Linked DNA regions of Mus musculus: region 1 is linked to region 2. Evidence: chromatin loops called from intact Hi-C (ENCODE). Cell type or tissue: heart. All regions are shown on one strand. Each heading gives the region's core, and the rest is flanking DNA. Links, peaks and the distances in the headings are about the cores only.

What was found. Hi-C counts contacts between places; a loop is a spot of excess contacts. Peaks named below come from ENCODE experiments on the same cell type or tissue, not always from the same donor. Only the 100,000 strongest peaks of a DNase experiment are listed, where the experiment ranks them.
Region 1: it touches region 2 in a loop (1.9-fold over the local background); 14 of 42 quality-filtered maps call a loop at or near these places.

The regions. Positions count from the first base shown.
Region 1 is chr11:78,221,341-78,229,704 of GRCm38, reverse strand. It overlaps Supt6 (SPT6, histone chaperone and transcription elongation factor), which reads left to right. Exons shown (of 37, transcript NM_009297.2): 9 at 192-308; 10 at 662-751; 11 at 934-1,076; 12 at 2,666-2,814; 13 at 2,932-3,030; 14 at 3,396-3,525; 15 at 3,608-3,758; 16 at 3,887-4,041; 17 at 4,203-4,398; 18 at 4,970-5,109; 19 at 5,222-5,339; 20 at 6,475-6,551; 21 at 6,800-6,935; 22 at 7,220-7,357; 1 more. Among named protein-coding and RNA genes, the nearest start is that of Supt6, 20 kb to the left of the region's middle. In heart, for the core only: no CTCF peak of the experiment used is centred there; no DNase peak of the experiment used is centred there.
Region 2 is chr11:78,274,260-78,282,623 of GRCm38, reverse strand. It overlaps 2610507B11Rik (RIKEN cDNA 2610507B11 gene), which reads right to left. Exons shown (of 39, transcript NM_001002004.2): 21 at 7,969-8,159; 22 at 7,737-7,836; 23 at 7,415-7,617; 24 at 5,290-5,584; 25 at 3,420-3,577; 26 at 2,709-2,915. Among named protein-coding and RNA genes, the nearest start is that of Rskr, 12 kb to the left of the region's middle. In heart, for the core only: a CTCF peak has its summit at 6,270 (motif pointing left); a DNase peak (open chromatin) is centred at 3,593.

The sequences.
Region 1 (8,364 bases), core at 70-8,069, 53 kb after region 2:
GCAAATGAGAAACCAGTTCATGAGACTGAGAAGCTGTCCCTCCCCTGTGTGACGCTTCCTTCTTTATGCATGGAAAGAGCACTGTATGTGTATATGTAAGGAAAATGTCTATGAATGTTATGAAGCTCTGTGTGGTAAGTCACAGGGTAACATGATTTGCTGTCTGTGTTTTGTTTTGCTTCTTATTGTAGGACAGCTGTGATTACCTAGACCGTGGGCAGCCAACTAGTAGCTTCAGTCGTAAAGGGCCCAGCACAGTTCAGAAGATCAAAGAGGCCCTGGGCTTCATGCGGAATCAGCATTTTGAGGTAACTCCGTGAGCTCTGGTAGCCCGGTAGTTAGAAATTCTTTAGAAATTAGAGGATAAGGCAAGAGATAGCTACAAGTCAAGTGGTAACCCCCTTCCTCATCCTTAGGAGTCCCTTGGCTCAGGCGTGGTAGGGGCACTAGCAAGAGGTACTAGTGATCCAGGGGAGAGGATACTTGTTGACAGTTTACCTCCTCCACTAGGGAGAGCACTTCACTGGTCAGGCCAGTTGGAGAGGGCTTTCTTCTAATTTGAATTTTGTGGAGCTTTTAGTCTAGGAAATTATTATCTTCCAGCAGAAGAGATACTTTCAGATCTTTCTTCTGGATGACAGTAGTGTCCTTGCTACCATAGGTGCCTTTCATTGCCTTCTACCGAAAGGAGTATGTGGAACCTGAGCTGCACATCAATGACCTGTGGAGGGTGTGGCAGTGGGATGAGAAGGTAACATGGACAAAAGGCCCACAAGGAGCTGAGAACTGGGGTGGAGGAAAACCAGTATGGGGTTCTGCAGCTGTGACCTCCAGGACTGCCAGCTTCCTACATTGGGCTTTGCTAAGGGGAGCAGCAGACCTGAGTCTCCAGAGCTGAACCCCAGTCCTCACTCCTGCCTTCCTCTGCCCTAGTGGACTCAGCTGAGAATCCGCAAAGAGAACCTAACACGGCTGTTTGAGAAGATGCAGGCTTATCAGTATGAGCAAATCTCTGCTGACCCTGACAAACCTCTTGCTGACGGCATCCGGGCTCTAGATACTACTGACATGGAGAGGTAGGACTGCAGGGCTAACTTTGTTACTGGGCGCCTGCAGGCTGAAGGCAGGTCCTCAGGAGCACTGTTGCTTTGCAGAATTTGCAGCATAGGTCTGCAGCCTTTAGAGTCCAAATTTAGAGTACATCAAAAACTTCGTTCTTTGTGTTTAATTTTTCAAAACAGGGTCTCCTATGTAGCTCCTTCTGCTTTAGAACTCACCAGGCTGGAACTCAGAGATCTTCCTGCCTCTGCCTCCCAAGTACTAGGACTAAAGGCTTGTCCACCGCGCCCAGCTAAAAGTGGACTTTGTAGCTGAGTGGTGGTCCACTTCTGTAACTGGAGAGGTAGAGCTTGGAAGATCATGAGTTCAAGGTTAGCCTGAGCCATATAGAGCTCTATGGGGGAGGAGACTGACATTCATTTTGGTTTCCTGTATTGGTAGATAAAAAACAAATTGATTTCTTTACCAAAATTAAATTGTTAAAAAGAATTAGAAATTCAAGTTAGATGTGATGTCCCATACCTGTAATCCCAGCACCAGAATTGAGCAAACAGGAAAGGTATCAGGCAATACAGTGGCAGGCAGGTGCTTTCCCTCTGAGCCATCTCACCAGCCCCTGTGTCGTGTGTTCCCATCAGATAACATGTGCATTCACCCAGTGTACAGAAGGTTGCATAAGAAGAAACACTTTATAATTGGAAAGTAATTTGGGAGCCTGAACAGTGTGGTAGTGGAGGGCAACAGATAGTTTGGGTGGGTAGTACTTAAGCTAAGAAGTACTTTCAAGGACTTTGAACTTCACTAGGCACGTCTGTGTCTGCCTCTTCTTTATACCACTTTTTTCTCTTGAGACAAAGTCTTACTGTGCAGCCCAGACTGACCTCAGTCTTATAGTCTAGTTAGCCTGTCTTTCTAGTACTGAGACTACAGGGATGTCCTGCCATACCTGACTTTTATACATTCACTTCTAATAATTACCACTGATCATTTCAGTTTGTGTAAGTTTGTGTCCTTATTTTGTGTAAGTGTGTACATCTTGTTACAGGATCTCCTATAATCCAGTCTGGCCTCTGGCTGCTCATACTCCCAGCTCTCACACCCAGCTTTCTTGTTGGGTTTTTTGGTTTGTTTGTTTGTTTGTTTTGTTTTTTCTTTTTTTTTGTTTTTCTTTTTTTTGTTTGTTTTTTTGTTTTTTGTTTTTTCGAGACAGGGTTTCTCTGTGTAGCCCTGGCTATCCTGGAACTCACTCCGTAGACCAGGTTGGCCTCAAACTCAGAAATCCTCCTGCCTCTGCCTCCCAAGTGCTGGGATTCAAGGTGTGCGCCGCCACCACCCGGCTCTTGTTTGTTTTTGAAGTAGGATGTTGCTGAATGTCCCAGGCTTACCTCAGACTTGAAGCAAGCTTCTAGCTTCAGTCTTTAAATATTCAATCATGCACTGCCACTCCCAACAAGTTGCATTTCCTTAAGATACCTTAGCTGTGCTTGAGCTGAAGCTAGGAACTATTGTATGACTTTGTTCGTCCTACTTGATGTTGCCTCCTGGGACCTAGACACCTTACAGCAGAGCTCGCTCAGTAACGGGATGCTGCACCTTTCCCCTTCAGGCTCAAAGATGTTCAGTCAATGGATGAACTGAAAGACGTCTACAACCATTTCTTACTTTACTACGGGCGTGACATCCCCAAGATGCAGAATGCTGCCAAGGCTAGCCGGAAGAAGCTGAAACGCATAAAGGAGGATGGCGATGAAGAAGGTGCGTGTGGAGAAGGGATGCTCTGTCACTGGTTGGCGTGCACGTCCTTGGAGCTTTCTCAGATCCTTGGAAGCACCTCAGAAACAAGAGCTGACTGGTCTCAAATTTTGTTCCCAGGTGAAGGTGAGGAGGCTGAAGATGAGGAACAGAGGGGACCAGAGCTCAAGCAAGCCTCCCGCCGAGACATGTATACCATCTGCCAGAGTGCCGGGCTAGGTACAAACCACCTTCTTTGTCACCTAGGCATTGTAGCTTTAAATAAGGAAACAGCTGCAATAATCCCCTAGTGGACAGGAACAAGAAAGAATGCCTTAGTTACTTACCCAGGTCTCCGTGAACACTCGTTCCCCAGCCATCTTTATATATCCCCTTCCCTACGATTATCCAGTGGCTCTTGAATTTCTAAAGTAGTTAAGTCTTCCAGGTGATTAAAGTCAGGTTTTATTTGTTGCCTTTTGGTGACCTGCCCTGCCTGCTAATTGTCTTGTTGTCTGATTTCCAAGACAGCTGCTGTCCCTGTAACCACTGAGCATTCTGCTGGCTGGCTGCAGCCTCACCTATCACTCTTCTGTTTGCTCTAGATGGCCTGGCCAAAAAGTTTGGCCTCACACCTGAGCAGTTTGGGGAGAACCTCCGTGACAGCTACCAGCGCCACGAGACAGAGCAGTTCCCTGCAGAGCCTTTGGAGCTGGCCAAAGATTACGTGTGCAGGTGGGCATGCAGTAGTGGACCAGCAGGAGGGGTGACCCGGATGAGACACCCTCATCCTGCAGCTCCACTGTTGTCCCCACAGCCAGTTCCCTACACCAGAAGCTGTGCTTGAAGGTGCCCGATACATGGTTGCACTACAGATTGCCAGGGAGCCCCTTGTCAGACAGGTGCTGAGACAAACCTTTCAGGAGAGAGCCAAGCTAAACATAACCCCAACCAAGAAAGGTAGAAAGGTAAGTTGGGGAAAGGGCGACTGTTCTAAACCGCCACACTAAACTGCATCTATGTGGAGCCCAATGGCAGCCTCTCCTCCCTGAGCAAGCACTGCCTCCCGCTCACGCCGTCCTCTCTGTGACTTTAGGATGTGGATGAGGCCCACTACGCTTACTCTTTTAAGTACTTAAAGAACAAGCCTGTTAAAGAGCTGAGAGACGACCAGTTCCTCAAGATAGGCCTGGCTGAGGATGAAGGGCTGCTCACCATTGACATCAGCATAGATATGAAGGGAGTGGAAGGGTAAGTGAAGCCTTGAGCTGGAAGAAGTTGGTGGAGGGAGGGCAGCTCTCAGGAACGCAAACCACCATTTCTGAGTTATATGAGCTTACCATTGGTTCACTTGTGCATGTCTGAGCGTTGTGTTTTCTCTGTCAGAACCAGAGCTTTGTATATTTCTTCAGGTATGGTAATGACCAGACATATTTTGAGGAGATCAAGCAGTTTTACTACCGGGATGAGTTCAGCCACCAAGTACAGGAATGGAACCGGCAGCGCACTATGGCCATTGAGCGAGCTCTGCAGCAGTTCCTCTACGTGCAAATGGCCAAAGAACTTAAGAACAAGCTGCTAGCTGAGGCCAGGGAGAGTGTTGTGAAGGTGAGGCCCACAAGCTCATGCGTCTGCCCTCTCTGGGGTGGTAACTAGGTAGTTAACCCAAGGCCTTGCACAAGTAGGCAAGTATTCTACTACTGAGCATACCACCCTAGCCCTAAGCTCATTTTGGTCTGATTTATTTATTTATTTATTTATTTATTTATTTATTATGTGTATGGGTATATGCACAGATATGTGAAGGTCAAGGTTACCTTTCAGAAGTTGATTCTCCCCTTCTGCTATGTGGTTCCCATGTATTGAACTCGGGTTGTCAGGGCTGGCAGCGGGGGCCTTTCTTTATATGCTAAGACTTATCTATCTCCATACACACACACACATACACACACACACACACTCTCTCTCTCTCTCTCTCTCTCTCTCTCTCTCTCTCTCTTAACCCAGGCTTGACCTTGTGATCCTCCTGTGTGCTCATGCCACGATGCCCTAACTTTCCTTCTTTGTAGAACTACTTGTAAGCCTGCCAAGTAGCTAGGAAGATGTGCTCCCATGAATACATGCCTTTGTCCGCTTGAAGGCCCTGGTGACCACAGTGCCTGCTGGGTCTTTCCTTTAGGCCTGTAGCCGAAAGCTCTACAACTGGTTGAGAGTGGCACCCTACCGTCCAGATCAGCAGGTAGAGGAGGACGACGACTTTATGGATGAGAACCAGGGGAAGGGCATCCGAGTCCTAGGCATTGCTTTCTCCTCTGCCAGGTACCTGTCTGCCCTGCACCATCTCTCTCCGTCTTTCATGTTTTCTTCTTCCCATTCATGGTTCAGATTGCTAACTGTTGCGCTGTTCTCTCCGTGGCTGGCTGGCTGGCAGAGATCACCCTGTGTTCTGTGCCCTAGTCAATGGTGAAGGAGAAGTGACTGATTTCCTCCGCCTGCCCCATTTTACCAAGCGGCGAACTGCATGGAGAGAAGAGGAGCGGGAAAAGAAGGTAAATCTCTACAACACTGGTCACGTGCGTGTACCCGGGGTGCGCTCTGCAATCAGCGAGATCAAAACAACAGAACCTCACATAAATAAGTTTATCACTCATTAAGGATACACCAGAGGAATGTGATAACCTTAGGGAATAGTATCAGATGTAGGCCAGGCTGCTTTGAACTCAGAGATCTGCCTTCCTCTACCCTCCCTGGCGCCCCTCCATTGCTGGGATTAAAAGCATGCACCACCACCACCACCACGTAAAAAAACAGTAAACCACACTGTTTACTGATACTTTGATTCCCATGTTTTTGTTGTTGTTGTTTTGTTTTGTTTTTTGAGATAGGATTTCACTGTGTAGCCTTGGCTGGCCTTGAACTCGCAGAGATTCATTTACCTCTGCCTCCCAAGTGCTGGGTTTAAAGGCCGGCTCTGATCCCCATTGTAATGTTTAAAAACTATCTCATCTCTGGAAGTCTGTCTTAATTCTGCAGGCAGTAGATGGCACTCAGTTACTGGGTGTGGTTTCTCTCTGGTATGCAGCCGGTGCCCAGGCCTGTGTCCCTCTGCATCTGTCTTGGCTGCTTCTCTTCTTACCAGCATCTGGGTCACACTGTCCCATGAGCTGAGAGCCACTGGGGAATTACGCCAGCCTCTCCCTGCTTCTCCCCGTCATCACCTCTTTTTTCATAAGAAGGCTGAATTTGAAATATTTCTGAATTTCCTTTTCTTTCTTTCTTTCTTTCTTTCTTTCTTTCTTTCTTTCTTTCTTTTTTTTTTGGTTTTCTGAGACAGGCTTTCTCTGTGTAGCTCTTGCTGTCCTAGAAGTCACTCTGTAGACTTATCATAATGATATCTTAAAATTTTATAAGACCCTTATTCTAAAAAATTTAACAAAGTTAACAACTATGGTTTATGTTCTTGTTTTTTTAAGGGGGGGGGATGTTGATTGTTCTTTTGTTTTTCCTGAGACAGGGTTTCTTTGTGTCATAGTCCTGGAACTCCCTTTGTAGGCCAGGCTGACCTCAAACTCATAGAGATTTGCTTGCCTCTGCCTCCCAAATGCTGGAATTAAAGACATACCACCGTACCCAGAAAACTTTCCATGCTCAGAGTTGTTCAGCTACAATTTTCTTTTAATTCAGGCTCAAGATATTGAAACCCTAAAGAAGTTTCTTGTGAATAAGAAGCCTCATGTGGTCACTATCGCAGGAGAGAACAGGTAAGGAGGAGCGCGGGGCTCTGGGAAAGCCTGGGGCAAGGCTGTGACCCAGTCCCTCGTCTCTTATTGCTAAATCGGGTACAGTCTGGAGCAGAGGCTTTGTGTCAGGGGGTGATGTTGACACCCTTGGGTTTCTCTGGAGAGGTGGTTCTTTGTCTTTAAAGCTCTTTTCTCCACACTCACGCATCAGCAACACTCTCCATCCCTGAGGAAGGGCATCCTTTAACCAGTACTGCTCATCCTTCTAGGGATGCCCAGATGCTGACTGAGGATGTGAAGCGGATAGTGCATGAGCTGGACCAAGGCCAACAGCTGTCTTCTATTGGGGTGGAGCTGGTTGACAATGAGCTGGCCATTCTGTACATGAACAGCAAGAAATCAGAGGTAATGCTGACTCCCTACCTCAAGGCTTGCTCTGGGGACTGCTCTAGACCTCAGAGACTGGACAGGAAATACAGGTTGTCCAGGTTAGGCCTGTTAATTTACCTACTCACACACTTCCTGGGCTACCAGACATAGTTCAGGTTGGCAACTGCAGAGATTAAATTGATTCTAGGAAAGGAAGGGCTCAAAGAAGATAAGAGAGTGGCCTCCTGCCAGGGTGGTATGGTCTCTCTCTTCCTGGTCACTGAGAACACTAAGGTTCTGTGACCTTTCTTTGGTTCTAGGCAGAGTTCCGGGATTATCCACCAGTTTTGAGACAAGCTGTCTCTCTAGCCCGGCGTATCCAAGACCCTCTGATAGAATTTGCCCAGGTGTGCAGCTCAGATGAAGACATCCTGTGTCTCAAGTTTCATCCCTTGCAGGTGAGTAGAATTGGCAAGTAGGCCAGGAGGGTAAGAAGGCACGGTAACCTTACTGCTGCTGTGTTGCTAGGAGCATGTTGTGAAAGAGGAGCTGCTTAACGCCTTGTACTGTGAATTCATCAACCGGGTCAATGAGGTCGGGGTGGATGTCAACCGTGCCATTGCCCATCCTTACAGCCAGGCCTTGATCCAGTATGTCTGTGGCCTGGGACCCCGAAAAGGGACCCACCTGCTGAAGGTAAGCTTGTATTGATTAAAAACAATCATTTCGTTAAGTGTGAAGAATTTTTGCCAATATGATTGACAGATCAGAGAGGTAAAATAGGTTGTTGAGAATTACTTAGCCCATTGAGTATCAGAGTCCAACCTCAGGCCCAGAGGGGCGAACCCTGCTCCTCGCTATGCTATACTGTTCTGGGCTATGCTATGCTATGCTATACTGTATATACTACAATGACCATAAGCCATGATAGAAAAACCAGAAGAGCTGAATTTCTTCTTCCAATGGAAACAAGGGATTTCAGAGAGCGCTTCACCACCATTCACGACAATGTTTTTTCTGATGTGAATGATACTAATTCTGCTTGTGTTGACACACTTTCAAGCCATGCAGTTACACGTCATCTTTTGGTTTGGTTGGAGGTTTCGGTTAGTTGGTAGTTTTTTTGAGACAGGGTTTCTCTCTGTAGCCCTGGCTGTCCTGGAGCTTGTTCTGAAGACCAGGCTGGCCTCGTACTGACCCTCCCAAGTGCTGGGATTAAAGGCGTGTGCCACCACTGCCTGGGCTTGTTTTTGTTTCTTGAGGAAGAGTTTTATGTAGCAATGGGTGGCCTTATTTTGTAGCTGAAGTGAACCTTGAACTCCTATTCTCTTACTGTCTGACATGCTAGCACTACACGGGTGTGCCACTACACCCAGCTATTCCTAGTTCTGATAGGTAAGGTGTAGCCCATTAAAGGCATTATTGGGTGATAACATGGTGGTGTCCCAGATACTAAGTCTGACAG
Region 2 (8,364 bases), core at 317-8,316:
GTTCTTTGTGTTTTTCCCGTTTTTTTATCTTCAGAGCTACTCTGAACCCAGGAATAGTGGCTGACACATGTAATCCCAGCAGTTGGAATAAGAGGAAGACAGATCTCTGGGCTTCCTGGACTTTGAGGTCAGTCTAGTTTACCTATCAAGTGCTAAGCAGCTAAAACTACACAGTAAGACCTCAAAAAATATAGCCAAGATGGCTCAGTAGGTAAAAGGTTTGCTGACCGAGTCTGAACTCATATAAAAGGGGAAAAGGATGGACAGATGGCTCAGCAGTAACGAGCATTTGTTTGTTGTTCTACCAGAAGATCAGGGTTTGGTTTCCAGCACCGACATCAGCAACTACCTAGTAAGTAATTTTAGTTCTAGGGATCTGACACCCTCCTTCTGGTGTCAGAGGGCATGCAGATGATATACAGACATTTAGGCAGTCACACATTAAAAAGTGGGAGAATTGACTCCACAAAACTATTATCTTTTAACCTCTAAAAACAACAGATCTCTCTCATACATACATAATAGGGCCTGAGTTTAAATCCTCAGTACCAATGTAAAAATCCAGGGAAGGCCACCCATTCCTGTAATCCCAGTTCTATGGAAGGTAGAGACAGAAACATTTTGGAGCATGCTAAATCCCAGCCTAGCTCCAATTTCAATGAAAGACCCTGTCTCAAGGGAATAAGGCACAACATGATAGACGTTTAATGCCCGTTCCTGTGGCCTCTGGGAATGCACAGGCACATATTTATTGCACACACATCACATGCTCACTTATACATACACCTACTTAAAAAGAAAACCATTCTGATATTGTCACTTTGGAGATCAGGGTAACTAACAGAATGAATGGCATGAAAAATCAAAGCAGTAAGATCAAGGCTTCAGGACTGGAGACATGTTTCAGTGGTTACGAACACTCACGGACTGCTCTTCCAAAAGATGAAGGTTCTATTCCCAGCATCAACTGGACATCTAACAACTTCTTGTAATTCTAAGTCTCATAAGATCTAACACTTTCTTCTAGCCTCTGCAGGCACCAAGCATACATTGGATACACAGACATACACGCAGGCAAAGTACCCATACATATTAAAAATAAATAAACATAAATAAGGCTTTAGGGGCTGGAGATGACTCGCAGTTAGAAGCACTTGCTCTTCTTGCAGAGGACCCAGATTTAGTTCCCAGCACTTATATGGCAGCTCACAATCACCTGTAATTAGTTTTAGACCTGACACCCTCTTCTGGTTCTTGAGGGCACTTATACATACATGGCAGACTCACAAACACATTTAAAAAAAAAAAAACTTACAAAAAAAATATATAAATGACACACACGAATATTTTAGAGATCCAGGATTTGGATGACGGATCTACTGAATCACAAAGTCACCTGGGGAAGAGAAAAATCATATTCTAACTCTAAGGATCTCTCCACTTTAATGCTAATGCAACTTAGGGGAGGGAAAAAAGCCTTCAACTATAAAAGGTGGCATTGCTTATAAATGCCCAGAAACTTCTGCCCACCTTTACATAGATAATTACCACTCCTACATCCCTATTTCTTTGGTGGTTATGGGGATCAAACCCAGGGCCTTATGCATAATAATCAAGTGTTACCACTGAGCCAGAACTCCAGCTAAGATACTTTCTGTGACTACCCCCAAGAATACTAGTAATAGACATGGTTGGTTAACTTCCTATGTGACCTAACCTGGCCATACTCGGCTTGACATCTGATCTAAATGTTCATCTGTGTCTGGCATCATTACACTTGAGGTTGCCTTGACTGAACCAGAAGTTCCTTTGCAGACATTCTAGCCAGGGACAAGAAGATCTACAAAAGAGGTTATCACTCTGGTTCATTTTATTATCATCATTCATGTTTTTTATTGTTTTTTTATCAGATATAACTGAATCCTTTAATTTATGTGCACACTTACCACATGTCAAATATATAAATGATAATATACAACACTAGCCTGATATGCCTCATGATCATCAACCCTCCGGTAAGTCTAAGAGCCTATCTTAGAAATTAAAATGTTCTACCTTAGCCAGTTGGTGGTAGCACATGCCCTTAACCCCAGGACTTGGGAGACAGAGGCAGGTGTATATCTGAGTTTGAGGTCAGTCTAGTCTACATAGCAAGTTCCAGGACAGCCAGGGATACACAGAGAAACCCTATCTTGAAAAACAAAAAACAATGATTGCTGAAACAATCATCTTTATGAAAGGCTATGAAAAAAAAACAAAAAACAAAAAAACAAACCCTTGGCTAGCCATGTGACACGTTTCCTGCACTACAGATGCTAAGGCAAAGGGATCTCCAGTTCCAGGCTACCTGGGCCTGAGACCAAACTGCATAGCAAGACTTGTCTCAAACTGACAAAAAAAGTTCTCAGATCCATTGTCTATTTCCTTAGTTGCCTGTTTGTGTGACGTTTATTAAGGGACTACAAACTAAAAAAGGAAAAAGTTCCTGTCTACTTACTCTAGTGCTGGTAAATGTAACAGTGCCACAGGAGAGAAAAGCACTAGTTCCTACAGCACAGAGGCTGCTCACAGTCACGGTATCAGCAGCTTCCTTTCCTACTAAGCAGAAAGGTAGGTACTATGAAGAATCTCCCAGTGGTTCTAGTTGAAGGGGCCAACTATAGAAAACTAGAGATATACAATGGACCTCCCCACCCAGGCTGACTAACCTCTAACCAGAGCTGTCGGCCATCCTGTTCAGTAGGGCTGCTTTCAGTGGTGGCAAAATACTGCATGCCATCTAACAGGCAAGTCCAGGAAGTCTTTTGTTTCAGTGTGTCACCATACCAAGCTGGATGGTGTTGGCACTGCAGCAACTGAGCTTTGGCAGCCGATACAATGACACAGCCTTCTGTCTCTGCTCCACGAAGAACCATCTATGTCAAGAGAAATGCAGTTTTAGACACAAAGGGGGCTGAGAAGGGTATTCAGATCACTGCTAACTCTAGCTTACAGAGCAAGCTTTATTGGGTTTTATACGTGGAAGTGTTACTCAGGAAACCTACAGAAAGGTACAAAGCTGAGTTCTCGCCACCCATTCTTCAGTTATACGTGGAGAAACATTGAGTTTAGCAATAACAAGCCCTCAGCACTCAGGAAACCAAGGCAAAGACAGCCAAGTTTGAGACCAGCCTGAGCCACACAGTGGGACCCCCTCCCAGCCCCCCTTTTTGAGGCAGGGTCTCACTATATTGTCTTCAAACTCAAAGATTCCCCCTGGCTCTGCCTCCCAAGAGCCTTCCTTGGGTTAAAGGTGTGAGCCGCCACATCCAACTTGTAGAATCCTAATTTTTTTTTTGTATTTTTAAAAAAATGATAGGGAAGTAAACATTTTTATTTGGGATCTATCTTCGTACTGGTTTCCTATTAAAAAAAGATACCTGGCAGTTAACCAGCTCAATAAGGCAGTTTCGGTTGTATATGTCATCTGTCTGGCAGGCAGCAATGCCACACAATTGGTCACTCATACCGGATTCCTCTTCTGTGAATACTACAAATCTGTCTGTCTCTTCAATCAGCTTCTGCAACATGTAAGCACCTGGCAAGGAAATCGGAAATGGGGAAAGGTCAGCGTCTCGAAGGGAAGGAGAACACATGCAGGACCACACTGAGCTTCTATTACTTCCTGTCTAGGTAAGGACTGAGCTACATCTTCAACCTGGAACACGGGTGCAGTTCACTCTATCCAACCCTTGACCCAAAGGATAAGATAAAAGCTATTTAGTTCCCCTCAGTGTTACTAAAAATAAAAGTGAACGATTTCCAATAAAAATAGAAATACCAGTTTAAATGGTGTTATTTTTGTTCCTAGGGTCCACATCCAGACAATGGCAGGAACTGAACCCAGGTGTGTCCGCTTGTCTCCGCTTCTACAGTGCTATAGAACAGGCTTATACTTTCCCCATTTTAACTCCTTCCAGCAGCCAAGTCTCCTATATGCACAGTGACGTTCTGTCCTTCTTACGCATCCCAGCTGTTCCACCTCCTTCCAGTCCTTGCTGCCTCCTGTTGATACCCTGTAATAGTTTCCTCATCTGTCTGTCCACCACCAGTCCTCCCACACAACACTGCTAGAGCTACCTTCCTGTTGAAATCTAATTGTGACAGTCTATTCAGAGACTTCAATAGTTCTTCATTCCTAATGTGGAAGGTCTCCCAACGATCCCCATCCCAACAATCTTTCTAACCCACTCCTTACACTCCTCTTATTACTGTGTTAAGGAAAACAAACTGTTTGCCATCTCTGAACAGGTCACCCTTTCCTAATATCATTCTCTTTTTTTTGTTTTTTTTTTCCGAGACAGGGTTTCTCTGTATAGCCCTGGCTGGCCTCAAACTCAGCCTGCCTCTGCCTCCCGAGTGCTGGGATTAAAGGCGTGCGCCACCACGCCCGGCTCCCTAATATCATTCTTATCCAGGTCATTCCCTCCTCACTGACTGCCCCTTCCCCCATTTCCACACATTCCACAAGCCATACCCTAAAAACTCAATTTAAGTCCTCACCTCATTTCCTTCCCTTTCACTGTAACTTCCCTATTTTTTGAATTCCTTCTGCATGGCACTGACACTTCTCCACTTGTTCTCACGGGCACCACTAACTTGCATTGCCTTGTATTCGTTATACCCTAAAATGCCATTCCTTTCTTGCCAAGTCTTACTTACCTTCAAGATTTTCCCCAGAGTGCTAAAGATAAAAAAAGAACCTGGTAGTGTTTCAGTTTTATGCCAACTAAGCACTTAAATCTTTGTTGCCTTAACAAAGTAAATGTATCAAAATGATGCAAGGCTGTGGATATGATCTTAGTAGTTGCTTAGAATGTCTGAGTTCAATGTCCAATATTGAAATTTTGAAAAATAGTTCTTTTTTTGTTATTGTTTTGTTTAGAAAAAGTATCACTCTACAGCCTTGGCTGGCCTAGAATTTGTACAGACCAGGCTGTCCTCTGCCTTGAGTGCTGAGATTAAAAATGTGTTCAACTACATCAGCAATAAAGCATTCTTAACTCTGCTTCTTTCCCTTTCTCTTCTGATTCCAATTCTTGCTGATCTTCTGGCCACAGGACAGACTTTCAAAGCTTCCTCATTTTTAGCAATATAAACCCAAGATGGCCGAATATAAATAAATGACACTTGCATCTCTGTGTCTGTATCGAGATGGAACCAGTCATAACTGAGTCATTCTTAAGGCCTTTTCCAAGCACATGTTCACGTTCTAAATGTAAACCCATAGTCTCATCTGTCCCAGCCTACCTCCTGATGATCCCTTATCAGGCCGTCCACTGAAGCTGGGAGTGCTGACATGAGGTGGGACTTGGGCACTAGGTGGGATACCCCGCTTTGGCTTTTTGGCTGACATCTGAGGATCAATCTTCAAACCTTTCAGGGCCTCAGTAGAGAGATTACGTTTGAGTACAGCTGCTTTTTTGTAGCCATCATATAAGCCAAAGGCAATGTCCCTATTGGTGGTTGTCCAGGAAATCCGTAAATCTACCAAATACAGCTGGTGTGTATGAAAGGCAGGATCACCATCTCGAGCAGAAAGCTCCTGAGAAACAGGAAAAGGGTACCAGGGTCACACAGACATTCCCACCTCTATTCCTGAACAGAAATGCAGAGACAAACTTGCTATAAACAGAGGGAGAAATGGCAAGACCCTCGAGAAATATTAAGTCGTCTTAGTTTGTACATTACTTTACATCCTAACTGCACTTAATGCAGTTTTAATGAATCAGTTAATTTCAAATGCTATACTTAACTGGGAAAGATGGAGAAAGCCAGCACTAAACAAAGTGTTAAGAACTTTTACTCAGGTGGGTGGGTATGGGGGACTTTTGGTATAGCATTGGAAATGTAAATGAGCTAAATACCTAATAAAAAATGGAAAAAAAAAAAAAAGAACTTTTACTCAGCCAGGCGTGGTGGCGCACGCCTTTAATCCCAGCACTCAGGAGGCAGAGGTGGGCGAATTTCTGTGTTTGAAGCCAGCCTGGTCTACAAAGTGAGTTCCAGGACAGCCAGGGCTGCACAGAGAAACCCTATCTTGAAAACCCAAAAAAAACACCCCAAAAAAACAAAAAAAAAAAAAGAAAGAAAGAACTTTTACTCATCCCAGAGAGATGGCTCAGAGGTTAAGAGCACTGTCTGTTCTTCCAGAGGTCCCAAGTTCAATTCCCAGCAACTACATGGTGTCTCTCAACCATCTGAACTGGGATGTGGTGCCCTCTTCTGGCCTGCAGGCGTATATGTAGGTAGAGCATAAAATCTTAAAAAACAAACTTTTTTTTTTTTGGTTTTGAGACAGGGTTTCTCTGTATAGCCCTGGCTGTCCTGGATCTCACTTTGTAGACCAGGCTGGCCTCAAACTCAGAAATCCGCCTGCCTCTGCCTCCGCCTCCCAAGTGCTGGGATTTAAGGCGTGCGCCACCACGCCCGGCTTAAAAAACAAACTTTTACTATTTCCTGAAGACCAAGAGATTTGTTAAGAGGGAGAGAAGAAAAGGAATTTTCTTTCTTTCTTTTTTCTTTTTTTTGTGGGGAACGGTGGTGCCAGGGATTGAACTCATTAATCCAATACCTGACACTGAACCGAATACCCAGCTCAGGAGTTCTCAAGGATGATGTCGCTATGTGACAGATAGCACATGCCTGTAATCCCAGCACTTCAGGCAGTGGCAAGAGGACAGAAAAGTAAAAAAATTCAAGCCAAACTTGGGCTACACAGCAAGACTATCTCAAAAATAAAACAAGACAGCAGCAGCAGCTGATCACACTCAGCATTTAAAAGTGTTTGCTGCCAAGCTTGGTGACCTCTGTTTGATCCCTGTGTACAAATGCACACACAGACATACAAACATCTTTCTTTTCTTTTTACATTAATGTAATAAAAATTAAAAAGAAGCAGCAGCAGCTAGTGAGATGGGTCAGTGGGTAAGGGTACTTACCACCAAACCAATGGCTTGAGTTGGATCTTCTGGACTAATAGGGTGGGAGGAGAAAACTGACTCCTGCTAACTGTCTGCTCACTTGCACACATATGTAACCACCAACCCAATAAATGCAACTTAAAAAGAGCAGCTGACACAACTATACCAAGTGAATATATCATAATGACATACACAGTATGAACACAGAAACCTTACCAGAATTTAACTCTCACCCCAAGGAAATGCTATTTGGACTCAGGAGATAACAGGTGTGGACAGGCACATGAGGGTAGGGCCCACATGACAGTAAAAGCCACATGACATGATACTATATTGTTGGACTTCTAAAGTCTCCAAAACGACTAGAAACTTCTGCTAAGCCACCAGTAGTCTATTTTACCCACTGAAATTGAGACACTAACATAAACTGATAAGAGACTGTCAAGCAGTACCTCTTCAGTGGTGCGATTGCTGTGCCGTTGGTAAGTAAGGGAAGACAGGCTCAATAGGTGGGTCTTTGTGATCAAGGGATCAAGGCAGTGGTCAGCGTTCTCTTCAGTGGGTGAAGCCATCAGATGAACAGTCACCTGACTTAAGTCACTCACCATCTGGGTTACACTCCACTCAGAAATAAGGCGCCGCATCACTGTGCCAGCTGAAAAAAAAGGAGCATATATTCCATGCAGAATGTATGAAAGTTATGTGAGAAGAGGAGAACGGAACCAAGAAGAAACCCAAGGAATAGACTAGGAGAAACAGACCCTCTGGCCTGACCTTGAGGTATAAGCCGCTGAGTTCCCCGAGTGAAGACATGGCCCTGACTGCACTCAATCTGGATGCCCCGTTGCTGGGCAAAGGAAGCCCAGTAATGTACCTGGTAATGAGAGAGAAAAAAAAACTGAAGAAAGGATGGCAGAAGAGAGGATTAAGAGATTCAACATATTAGAAAATAAAAAAAACTAAGAAAGGGAAACCCAGTTAACTACTGTTAGATGCTGAGTCTAACCTGTAGCTGGGGAAACAGTGCAGTATAGGAAAGCTGTTTGTAGTGCTGGCCAAGTTTTTTCTTGCTGGGCTTCAAGTTATTAAACAGTTTTCCTCTACAGATAGGCCTTGTGATGCTAGTCCAAGTTGCCCAGAAATTCTGCATCCAGCGCAGGGTACTACTATACACCAGAATTCGGGGCTGGGATATTGCTACAAAGGAAAGGACAGACGTATTCAAGCTGTGGTTGACACGTAGGTGAGGAAGCGCTTCCCTAGCTTCACTTTTAGAGATTACAAAACCCACACACCCTCCTCATATGCAGTGTCCCTAGCACTTCTTTCAAGGATCTAAGCTCTCTGCTGTCACCTACTGCCATGGTCTAAACGTTTGTCTGTTCATCCCCCTACTCGACTC